Linked DNA regions of Homo sapiens: region 1 is linked to region 2. A link is a contact called in ENCODE Hi-C or POLR2A ChIA-PET data. All regions are on one chromosome and are shown on one strand. The core of a region is the stretch at or near the end of the contact, and the rest is flanking DNA. Distances in the headings are between cores, read along the strand shown.

What was found. A loop is a pair of places that touch in the nucleus more often than their neighbours do. ChIA-PET counts read pairs that join two places held with the same protein, here RNA polymerase II (POLR2A). Pooled maps may share reads with other maps.
Region 1: a map of endothelial cell of hepatic sinusoid shows a loop between it and region 2 (3-fold over the local background). The contact joins two enhancer-like sites. A Hi-C loop is called at or near these places in 3 of 168 maps with a recorded cell type or tissue (cardiac septum, endothelial cell of hepatic sinusoid and heart left ventricle) and 4 of 50 pooled maps. POLR2A ChIA-PET finds 5 or more read pairs at or near these places in 1 of 52 experiments (PC-9).

The regions. Positions count from the first base shown.
Region 1 is chr9:109,865,509-109,870,666 of GRCh38, forward strand. It overlaps PALM2AKAP2 (PALM2 and AKAP2 fusion), which reads left to right. Exons shown (of 11, transcript NM_007203.5): 2 at 1,983-2,063. Among named protein-coding and RNA genes, the nearest start is that of PALM2AKAP2, 88 kb to the left of the region's middle. Within about 2 kb of position 1,814, at least 2 of the 41 ENCODE cell types and tissues checked have a DNase peak (open chromatin) inside an H3K27ac peak, as active enhancers do.
Region 2 is chr9:109,814,058-109,819,468 of GRCh38, forward strand. All of the region lies in intron 1 of PALM2AKAP2 (PALM2 and AKAP2 fusion), which reads left to right. Among named protein-coding and RNA genes, the nearest start is that of PALM2AKAP2, 37 kb to the left of the region's middle. RefSeq lists enhancers at 1-146, 2,141-3,340. Within about 2 kb of position 3,259, at least 9 of the 41 ENCODE cell types and tissues checked have a DNase peak (open chromatin) inside an H3K27ac peak, as active enhancers do.

The DNA of each region.
Region 1 (5,158 bases), core at 564-3,063, 50 kb after region 2:
CTGCCCATACTGCCTGGTAAGTTTTCTTCTGCTCAGAGAATGGTTCACCAATATGATGATGGGCAACTCTGGAGTGAGGACTTTCTGATGGAACAAAGTCACAGCTGTGGGAAAGCCTGGGAATGGTTTGGAAATGACAAGACATGTAATGAGAACACATGACACTCAATTAATATTTGTGGAAATCTTGAGTCATCAGCCTCTCATATCTATGACATACATCTTGGTTCTGTATTTAAATGTAGGACAACTACATATCTTGATAGCCAGTGGGAATGACTGACAAAGTCCAGTAAGTCTACTCTTGAGAGATTCTAGAATGTAGAGATAGCAGCTGGACCAGGAAGCCCTAGCTTTATCATGTGCCATCTCTGAGATGGTGGATGTGGGCTGTTCCCACTGTGCCTCACTTTTCCCATCCACTGTCATATATTTTATGGTCTTGCACACACTCTGGGATTAAGTAACATCAATTATGCACCATTGATTGGAGTTCTTTGGTAAATGGTACTACATTCCTAAAATATTCATGTGTCTTACTTTGTCAGGGAGATTATATCCGTGACTTAGATATCATATTCTAGTGGCTTAAGATTATGAGCTAATATTTTGTAAGGTCTGGGCATTGCACAGAAAACCTTGGTTGTAATACACATTATTATTACATTGATTTGAATAGCAATGGTACAATCATAGCCCCGGAAACATAGCGACTACATAAAATAAAAGCTTCCGTTAACACTGAGCACAGCAGCCAGGCTTCCGCATTGTTGTTGTCCCTAGGATTTGGCTGTTGTATTGTCAAATGCCATTATGTCTTATCTAATAAGTTTCTCCCTGCATATGTGAGTAAACGAAAATGCTCCAGTATAGTAAATGTCTCAGCAAACCACTCCTGTACGCTTTGGAAACAGAACATTAACAAGGAAACTATCATGAGAGCAGACCTTTCTGTTCTCATGAATCACATTCATATGATGTTTATTGTCCACATTGGAGAAGTATAGAGAAGAAAAATATGAAGGGTACACTCTAATGGAAAGGTTATAGTGGAAATGCAAGGAAAATATATCCCTTTACAACCAGCTTCTAGGCATTACCTAGAAGTAAAATTATGACAATAAGACTAACAGCAAATAACATTGAGCACTTACTCTGTGCCAGGTATTGTTCTAGGCCTTTTACGTTACATCATCTTATTTAATCCACTCCACAACTAAGTGGTTTGGATGCAGTTATTATCTCCACTTTATGTACGAGAAGACCAAGACCCAGGGAGGTAGAAGAACTTGTCAGAAGTCAGACAGGTAGTGAGTGGTAGGGCTGGGAGTTGGACCCGGACAGACAGATTCCAGATTTCATATTTATCGTAACCTCAGCTGCCCCACCCACATGAAATGCTACCCCAAGGCTAGTGGCAGCAAATATAACCCATTTCATTTGCATTGTTTGGTATGTCCAACTGGGTGATTTGTCCTACAAAATTTGAAACAACGTCTGCTTATTTATGTCTGTGATTTTGATCAAATAAATCTCACCCAGAATTTCCCACTGTCTTATTCTATGGTATTTGCAGTTTGTAAGAACCTCTGTCTTTTGGATTGAGACGTTTTTATTCTTTGTGTCCAAATTAACACTGCACAGAACATGGTTCTCTGTGTGTGTGTGTGTGTGTGTGTGTGTGTGTGTGTGTGTGTCTGTGTGTGTGTGTAGAAACCGTCTTTTCTTTTGGATTAAATTCTTGCAGCCTGGCTGAGTGAGGAGAATTTCTCCCACTCTTCGAGCCTACAGCAGACATGTTAGGAGAATGCTGCTGCTTGCAACACACCCAGAGACGGTGGGGCAGGTGACACTGCGTGTGTGCCCGGTGTCTCTGGAAGTGTCTATACAGATGTGTGCTGCTGCTGCTGCTGCTTTCTGCCTTAAAATTTCTGGAGCCAACACCCACCCACTCTTACAGCCTCTGTCTCTTTATTTTCAAGGAAAAAAGAAAGAGGCAGACTGAAATAGAAGGCAAGCGACAACAGCTTGACGAGCAGATACTTCTGCTGCAGCATTCCAAGGTAAGCAGCTGATCCCAGGAACCTATTCCATTATTAGACATGCAGATCACACTCCGGAGAGCTGGGCAGTGCCTGCCCTGCCGTGAAGGCGCTGCCGCCAACCAAACCAGCCTTTTTCATTCAATCAGGAAACCATCTCTTGGCTTTTCTTGTGAATTTCTCAAATTCAGGGCATTATTACAGCATTCCAATTTCTGCAAGCATAAGATTACAGTGTGCATGTGGACAGGGTGGAGGGTTTGTGCGTGTGAAGTGTGGTGGCTATATATAGAAATTGGATGAGAATACTTCACAGGGTGGGTGAGGCAGCATTTCAGGATTGTTTCTCCCATGCATAGGTGCTGGGTGTGTTTGCTCAGAGACCCCAAAAGATATATTTCACGGAACGTTCTTTTTATTCACTTAAAAATATTAGTATTTCCTTTCTTGATATGGAGAAAAGGGAGATTAAACGATGTGATCTGATAAAAGAACAACACTGTGTATTTCAGATTATTCATTTATTTTATTTGTACTTTAACAATTTTGAAAGTGTTCTGTGAGAGCAAGCAGTTGGTCAAAGATGGCTTTGAAATGATTTGACTCAGACGGGTCTCCATGGTACCATCTAAAAAGAGAGAGAGAGAGAGACAGCACACAAGAGCTGTTTATTTTTTCTTTAAAACATGATGCACTTAAGCATCGTAATTGATTACAGCTCAGGAGAAAGCTCTGTCACTGTCACAAGGACCCCACTGGTTGCAGAATGTTGCTTTTCACATGTTCAGAGAATAATGTGACCACATTCCAATGGCCAGCCGGGAGTTGTTGCTTGCCTTTGACTGCTCCTGGGCTTTTTGGCAGGAAAACCTTCTCCTGCTTACCTCATGTTGCTGTGACATTGCCTGCACAGAGCTGCATTGCTCAGAGGACTGGGTGGGAAGGTGGTGCTGACTTTCGGGGTGATGCTCGGTATGAATTATCTAGATTTTTTTCAACAAGATAAACCTTTATGGCTACTTTTCCTGTCCTTTTCTAGAAAACAGGATTGTGCTAAATGAATACCCAAAATGAGAACCATCAGCAAGCGAGTTACTGATTGAAAATAGCAGCATGACCTATATCTGCTTAGCATGTTTATCAGTTTTTGCCATTTACCTTAACCAGAGAAATGTGCTTAAAAGGAAGAAAAGCAGCATGATACTAAGGATATTGCCTGTTTCTCTCTGTTCATCATATAAATTCATTGACAGATCTTTCTTTGTAGGAGCTTGCTCTGTATCCCCGGTGCTGTTGCTCTTTCCCCACAACATTCCTGAGGGAGGATGGAGGGCTAAAATTAGTATCCTCTTCTCACAGAGAGGGGGCCTTAAAAACACCTAATAGAACTGAGTGAATTGTTCAAGGTCAATCTGCACAGAGCTAGGTCTCTGGCTCAGAGTACAGTCCATTCAGTACGGTGCTTGTAAGAGACCAACATGTACTAAAACCTCAGTGAATTTCTGGTTAAAGGTGAACTTTTAAATAAGAGGACCGAATGAAAAAAGAGAGGCTGCTTTGGGCTAGACAGCCTCACTTTAAGCTCAACGTAGTTCTTTGCTTTTGTATTCCCTGAATCCAGTCAGGGAATAAACATATGTCAAAACATCAAGGGATTTTTTTTCTTTGGTCTCCCTTCTCATGATCCTGGGTGCCAAATAAGATACCAAGGGCTCATTTATTGCTGATGTCCAGTGCAGTATTAGTATATTCTGTTCATATTACATCTATTCATTTTTTTATTTGTTTGTTTGTTTGAGATGGAGTCTCGCTCTGTCGCTCAGGCTGGAGTTCAGTGGCATGATTTCAGCTCACTGCAAGCTCCGCCTCCCAGGTTCACGCCATTCTCCTGCCTCAGCCTCCTGAGTAGCTGGGACTACAAATGCCCGCCACCACGCCCAGCTAATTTTTTTTTTTTTTTGGTATTTTTAGTAGAGATGGGGTTTCACCATGTTAGCCAGGATAGTCTCGATCTCCTGACATTGTGATCCACCCGCCTTGGCCTCCCAAAGTGCTGGGATTGCATATTCATTTTTCGTCTATGCATCCATTCATCCATCTTTCCATCCATCCATCCATCCATCCAATCAACAGAAACAACAGTAGAAATTAACTTGGTCTTGTATGCGGAAGCAGTGAGGTTTTTCTCAAGGACTTGGAAACAAGGGAATCAGCTAGTTCTTTATGGCTATCTTGGTAAAATTCTCACACAGTTGATGAGATTGGCTATCTGAAGGAACACCCAACACTCGCACCATGGCAACCTTGCTATTGCAGGGCAGGAGGTGGGTGAGGTGGGGAGGACTGGAGGTGATGGTAACTTACTAAGTGGAGGTGAGTGCATTGTATGTCTCTGGGAAAGGCTTGTGTGGACAGAATGAGGGTGAGTTATTTGCCTTGAATACTGAAAAAGGAAAGCTCAGAGGTTCCAAAGGTGGCAGTGGTTGTCTAGTACTATCTGCAGAGAGACCCCCAGCTTTGGGAGGTCCTGAATTTCTGTATGCTGGTGAGGTGGGGTCAGTGGTAAGGTGAGGAGGGTCCTCAGGCCACAGTGAGGCCCAAGTGAAACTTCCCTCAGGACCTTGCCTCTCTTTGTTCTGAATTCATCCTCCCTATAATTATTCAGTTATTTTGATATGAGGAAAGGGTTGCCTGATTGAAGGATATGATCACTTTAGGCACTAGGAAGGAATATGTTTCACTTTAAATCAATAAACTGGTGACTGAACTTGAATAGCATGGGACTTTTTCCCTGTAATCATCCAGTTTGCAGCCTAGTGGCCTCGCCCCTGGATGGAAGTACATTCGTGGAGGTTATATTTTCTTCTCTGTGAGCCTCTCCAAGGAGTCAGCCAGTTTTCTCCTGGTAGCCTGTTAGCCACCGTCAGTAACAGTCACCATTTTTTTGAGTGCCTAACACGTGCCTGGTACTTTAAACACATACCCTCAATAATGACCACAAGACAGTTATTACTCTGTCTTACAGCTATGGGAACAAACTCATGAGGTCAAGTGATTTGCCCAAGACCATAGAGACTATAAATGAGGGAGCCTGAGAGAAACTCCTGGGCTGTCTG
Region 2 (5,411 bases), core at 2,009-4,508:
ACCACTGCTGAGCTGACTTGACTCATTCTCCAGCTCCCACTACCGTTTGCAGTGAAGGTTTGTAATGCCCTTGATGAGAATGAAGCTCCCAGTTTCACATTGGGACACAGTGGGTAAGCAAATGCCACACAAAAGAAGGCACATAGTGCACACTTGTACCATCATCTAACGTCTGCATGGTTCTATTGCAGGGCTATACTTTCTTATCGGTAGATACATGGAAATGGAAATGCACCTGCTTTTAAATATATACTTAATGCACAAGTGTCAATGATATAGTTTTCACCTGAAGAAAATCTAGAGCCATCAAAGTACAGGGCGAGACATACTATATGAGCCTGAACGATTGTGGCAGGATTCTAAGAATCTGGATGATGAATCTGAAGAACTCTGTAACAAACAGATGCAAAGATGCCATATTTAGACCTCAGAGGAAGTGAGCCTCCTGTCACTGGGAGAATCCATTCATTCTCCTGATTCACTCATATGCAGAATAAGTGTTGATGGCCTTCTGTGTGCTAGGGATTCAAGGACAGTGCAGTGGAAAAGATGGGCTAGTACGGAGGATTTAGAAGGTGGTGTGGGACAATAAGTACTCTGATAGAGAAGCATGTGGTGCTCTCAGAAGTAACTTGTCCATGATCACAAACCAGTAAGTGGCAATTTAATTTTGAACACATGTATATCTGACACCAAGACTCATCTATCAACCATTAAGCTATATCATTGCATAAGCAGTTCCCTGTAACTGGATTGGAAGGTTTGAGATAATGGTGAGAATGGTGAGAAAGAATGATGGAGAGATGGACTGTCTTGTATGCCATTTTAGGTAGAGTTTGGATTTTATCCTGTGGGTCATGGGAATCTCTCAGGAAGTGATCTAGTTGGATATGCATTTTTGAGAGAGTACTCCACTGTAGTATATGAAGTAATTTGAATTGGGAGGGATGGGGAGTGGGCAGTAAGACCACTCAGAGGTGGCTATCTTGATACTGATCCAAGAATGAAATAGGGATAGACTGACATGAGAGAGTGGCTGTGGAGATGGTGAAGAAGGCATGGATTTGATAGTTATGTGGTTGAATTGCTGGAACTTGGTACTGATTGAGTAAAGGGTGAGAGGTATGGAGAAATAAAGTTGATAGCCATGTTTCCAGCATAGACAAGGGGATGGTTGATGTTGAACATGGAAAGAGGGACATATTTTGGGGAAAAGTGATGAGTTTATTTTGGACATGTTGAGATCATAATACCTTCGGAATATACATGTGAGATGCCTGATAGGAAATAACATGTAGGTATGGAATTCAGGAAGGAGATCTGGTTTTGGGGACTTCAGTAAATCTGCATCAAATAGTAACTTTAGCCATGGATGTGAATGAGGCTATCCAGGGAAAGAATGCAAAATATAAGGTCAACCTGGTGACTCACTGTGCTGAGGGAAGCCAGGGAAGCAGAAGGGGAGTCAGGGTAGACAGAAACAGGGGGGTAGGTGAAGATGAAAGAACTTTCCAGGAAGGAGGGAGTGATGCATGGTGCCAAATGCCACTGACAGGCAATGGTACACATTCTAAAAAGTGTCCATTGAACATACCAACTAGAAGGTAACTGGTGGCCCTCACAAGAATGGAAAAGCAGGTTCAGTGAGGTTGTGGAGTGTGGAGTTCAGCTGAGAGGAAGTTGGGGATTAAATGAAGTCTTTGTCTCCCTAAGTGGTGTGGCTGTGAAGGAAAGAAGAGAAGTAAGTCTTAGCTAGAGAGGGCATAGGATTTGCATGGATTGTTTTAAGAAGAGGAAGTCTAAATTCTTAGGTGAAGGAGTTAGGAGAAAATAGTGAAAGAGGTGAAATGCAGGTGAGTGGAGGATAAATGATGGTATGGGGTCCCTGAGAGGTCAGGGCATGATGGAATTCAAGGTACTGGTTATTAGCCTTTTTATGTACAAACAAAAAAGATATTGATGTTCTATTTATGCTAAGTATGGGCTTGTCCTGGGGAGAAAGTATCTTTAACTGAAGCTAGAGAGTTGACAAGGAACATGTACAAAGATCCCTGGACAGTGTTGAGAGCTCAGATAAGGTTGGAGACCACAGATTTGTAGTGTCGTTCTCCTACACTCCAGGGCACCTTATGTAGGTGTTTGATCTTGGGAAATGAGACTGTGCTTAGCTCTCATTTGGGATTTTTGCCAGATACCTGGATGTAGCCAAAGGACGAGGAGGCAAGATTGTTGAGGATATAGGAAGACAGTGCAGTGATTGGAATGGATTGTTCACATGATCTTAGGCGAAAAGACATAAAAATGAAGACAGGAGGGCTATGATGGACTGGGATAAGATAGAGGAAGCTGGAGATTAGAAGATTTGAAAAGACCCAAGAGCAGAGGTGTGAGGACAAGCCAGTGAGAGACAGGGAAAGAGGCGAGGCTGTGGTTGGAGTCTGGGCCGCTGCACCTAAACAGTTCCACATTTAGTGATGAGGCCAGATTTCAGCCCTGAGTGCAGATCGTTGAGGAGAGTGAAGATCAAGGTCATCAGAGTTGAGGTTTTCAGGAAACTGTGGGAATAGGGTTGAATGAGTCATGAACACAAACACTGAAGTCACCCCGGATGATGGTGGGATTTCATATAGCTCCTGTGAGCCAAGGAATGAAGTCATCAGTGGATGTACGGAAGTGACCAGAAGATCAGCTGGGGACAGAGTTAAGGAGAGAGGGAACAAGGGAACAGATGAGACTTTTTCCATGAGGGCAGAGGAGTCATGGTCTGGAAATGACATGAAGGAGAAAGAAAAGTGCCAAACCCACTTCCTGATCCTAATGCCATCTGGCTTAAGAGCCCATATTCATTGAGTCTGAAATGCAACGGACAACTACCAGTTTGTCTGGAGGCGGTACAAATACTCTTCTAATATTTTTTTAAAAACTATAGGATGTAGTCTATTTTCAACTTTATTCAACCAGATTTATTTACCCCTACCGAGTTTTCTAAATCAGTGAATCAGTATTTTAAGGAATAAATCTTAGGCACATAAAATGATAGGAATAAAATATGTATTATAAAGCTTCTTTAATCAATACAAGCTATTCTTATAAGTCTATTGGTTAATGTCTAGATTGCCGTGCCCACTTAAAATGGGAAAACATTCCAGTTGGCACTTTGTGGATGTTGAGTTGCTACTTGGACACAGTTACTGGCCTTTTGGTCTGATCAGAGGCCAATTTTGAGCTAGGAGTTTCCCATGCATATGCATGATGTCCTACTATCTGTGATACATGCTGGGCATCTGAGCCTGCCTGGTATGCTAATGATCAGACCAGGGAAATGCACATCACTGTGAGTCACAAGGGTAGCACGTCTAATCTAAAAAATTCAAACCCCTATAATTAGAGTTCAGATGTCTTCATAGCTCTATTCCTCAGATTTTTTTGATCTGAAAAACAAAAGCAAACAACAAACAATTGTGTAAAAATAGACAGTCTAGGCTTGTGTAAATTTGCAGTGGAAATCTGCCTCTCTGATGAGCCATACAGTGTCTATGGGTTGAAAAACGAAATTCAGAAAGCAAATAGTTGGTCACCTTAGAGCCCAGAGGGATGCTCAGAATTCCCTAACCTCACAGCGGTGACTACTGAAAGTTTCATTCTGTTTTATGACTTGACTTGCAGCGAGGAAGGTAGCACAGCTGTAAACCAGCTGTATTTTATTTACGCTTGGAAACAGGGCCCCTTTGTTCCAAATGTTCCTGGCCCCCTCCCTCAATTTCATGGATTTAGGTTGTTAGTGGAAAAGTAGTTGTTGAAATATCAGTTCACTCTTGGAACCTGCCACTCACCAGGACTTCTGGCAACCAGTGAGCCTTTTTGTGATATGCAGCAAGGTAAAGAAGTCGTTAAGTGGATCTCCCACATGTTCCTCTGTGACTTCATTCATAGAAATGCGCTGATAACTGAGTTACATTAAGCGCAGTCTTCCCAGCTGTCTGAGGACATAAGGGATGTAGCGCCTCCTAGTGGAGGGAATTTCTTAGCATGTGTTCAACCCCGCACATATTTTTGGAATGAGGCAAGGTATTTAAAAATAGTGTACGCTAATGAATGTATTTATTATATCTGGGTAGCAGCGAAACAGAAAAGGTATAAATAAGCCTTTCGAAAAATGTACTTGCTACACAATCTCTTTTTTTTTGACAAGTCAGCCCTTGAATACAAATAATCTTTTAATGGTGAAAAAAATGACTGAATCATAGCATCTTATAAACATAGGAGCTATGGGTATCAATAACATGGAAACTGAAGCTGTGGTTATTTTTGAGTGGAAGAAGAGGGATTAAAATTGGCGTGGGGCACATGGAGAGGCTTCTGGAAGTGGCTAGCAATTTCTATTTATTTTTAACTGGGTGGTGATTACAAAGGTGTTTGCCTTATAAAAATTCATTTAGCTAAACATTGGTTTTATGATGCTTCTGTATCTGTATTGATAAGAAGGTAAAAAACATAAAAACTTTTCATTAAACATACTACCTGCTAAATTTGCTTTTTAAGGAAAAACCTCAAAAATGCTAAGCCATGTATACTTTTTATTTTTAGAGATGGAGTCTCACTGTGTTGCCCAGGCTGAACTCAAACTCCTGGGATTAAGGGTTTCTCTTGAGTAGTTGGGACTACGGGCGTGCCTGGCATGGTTTTGACACTTTATTTCACTGTACTTTCGAAATAAGACTTAGGTACCAGTGAACACCTACATTGACAGGCCTGGTAATATCATTAAAACTTGAGCTTTTATGTTGTCTGTGGCACAGACTCTCTTCTTTCTAGTTCTTCAGAGAACTCCAAATTCAGTATTTCACTTGGAACATCCAGTTGCCATAGAAATGACCATGTAGGTTACAAGTTCATTTTTGTAACCAGTCAAAAGGAGAAACTAAGAATGACACGAAGGCATCTTTCCATTGGAAAAAAATCCTTTGCAGAGTCCCAATTTGAGAAAAAATACATTTTGCTTTAGAAGTGAGAGGCGAACAGATGAATTAGTAATGCTGAAATATTTGACTCCTTCCCCCACAGGTGAAAACTCCTGCAGAGCATCTTATAAGAAAAATTATTTTAGAGCAATATAGGTGATGGCAAATTGACATTGGGTTGTAATATTCTATCCAACATAGTTTAATTCTGAGTTATTCAATCATAACTAAATTTATTCAAGACATAGAATACATTTAAAAATTCATCTTAAAGGAAATTTCACAAAGGCTTTTACATTCGTGTAATCCAGATGAGAAATGAAGATAGGGGGCGAGCAACAAAGTTGAAAGACCCAAATTGATTCCGGAAGGACTTGCCAAGTTTCTATAATGCCTCATTAGCTGCTTATGTGGCAGGGAGACCTGGGAAGAGCAATAACTCTTTTCTAG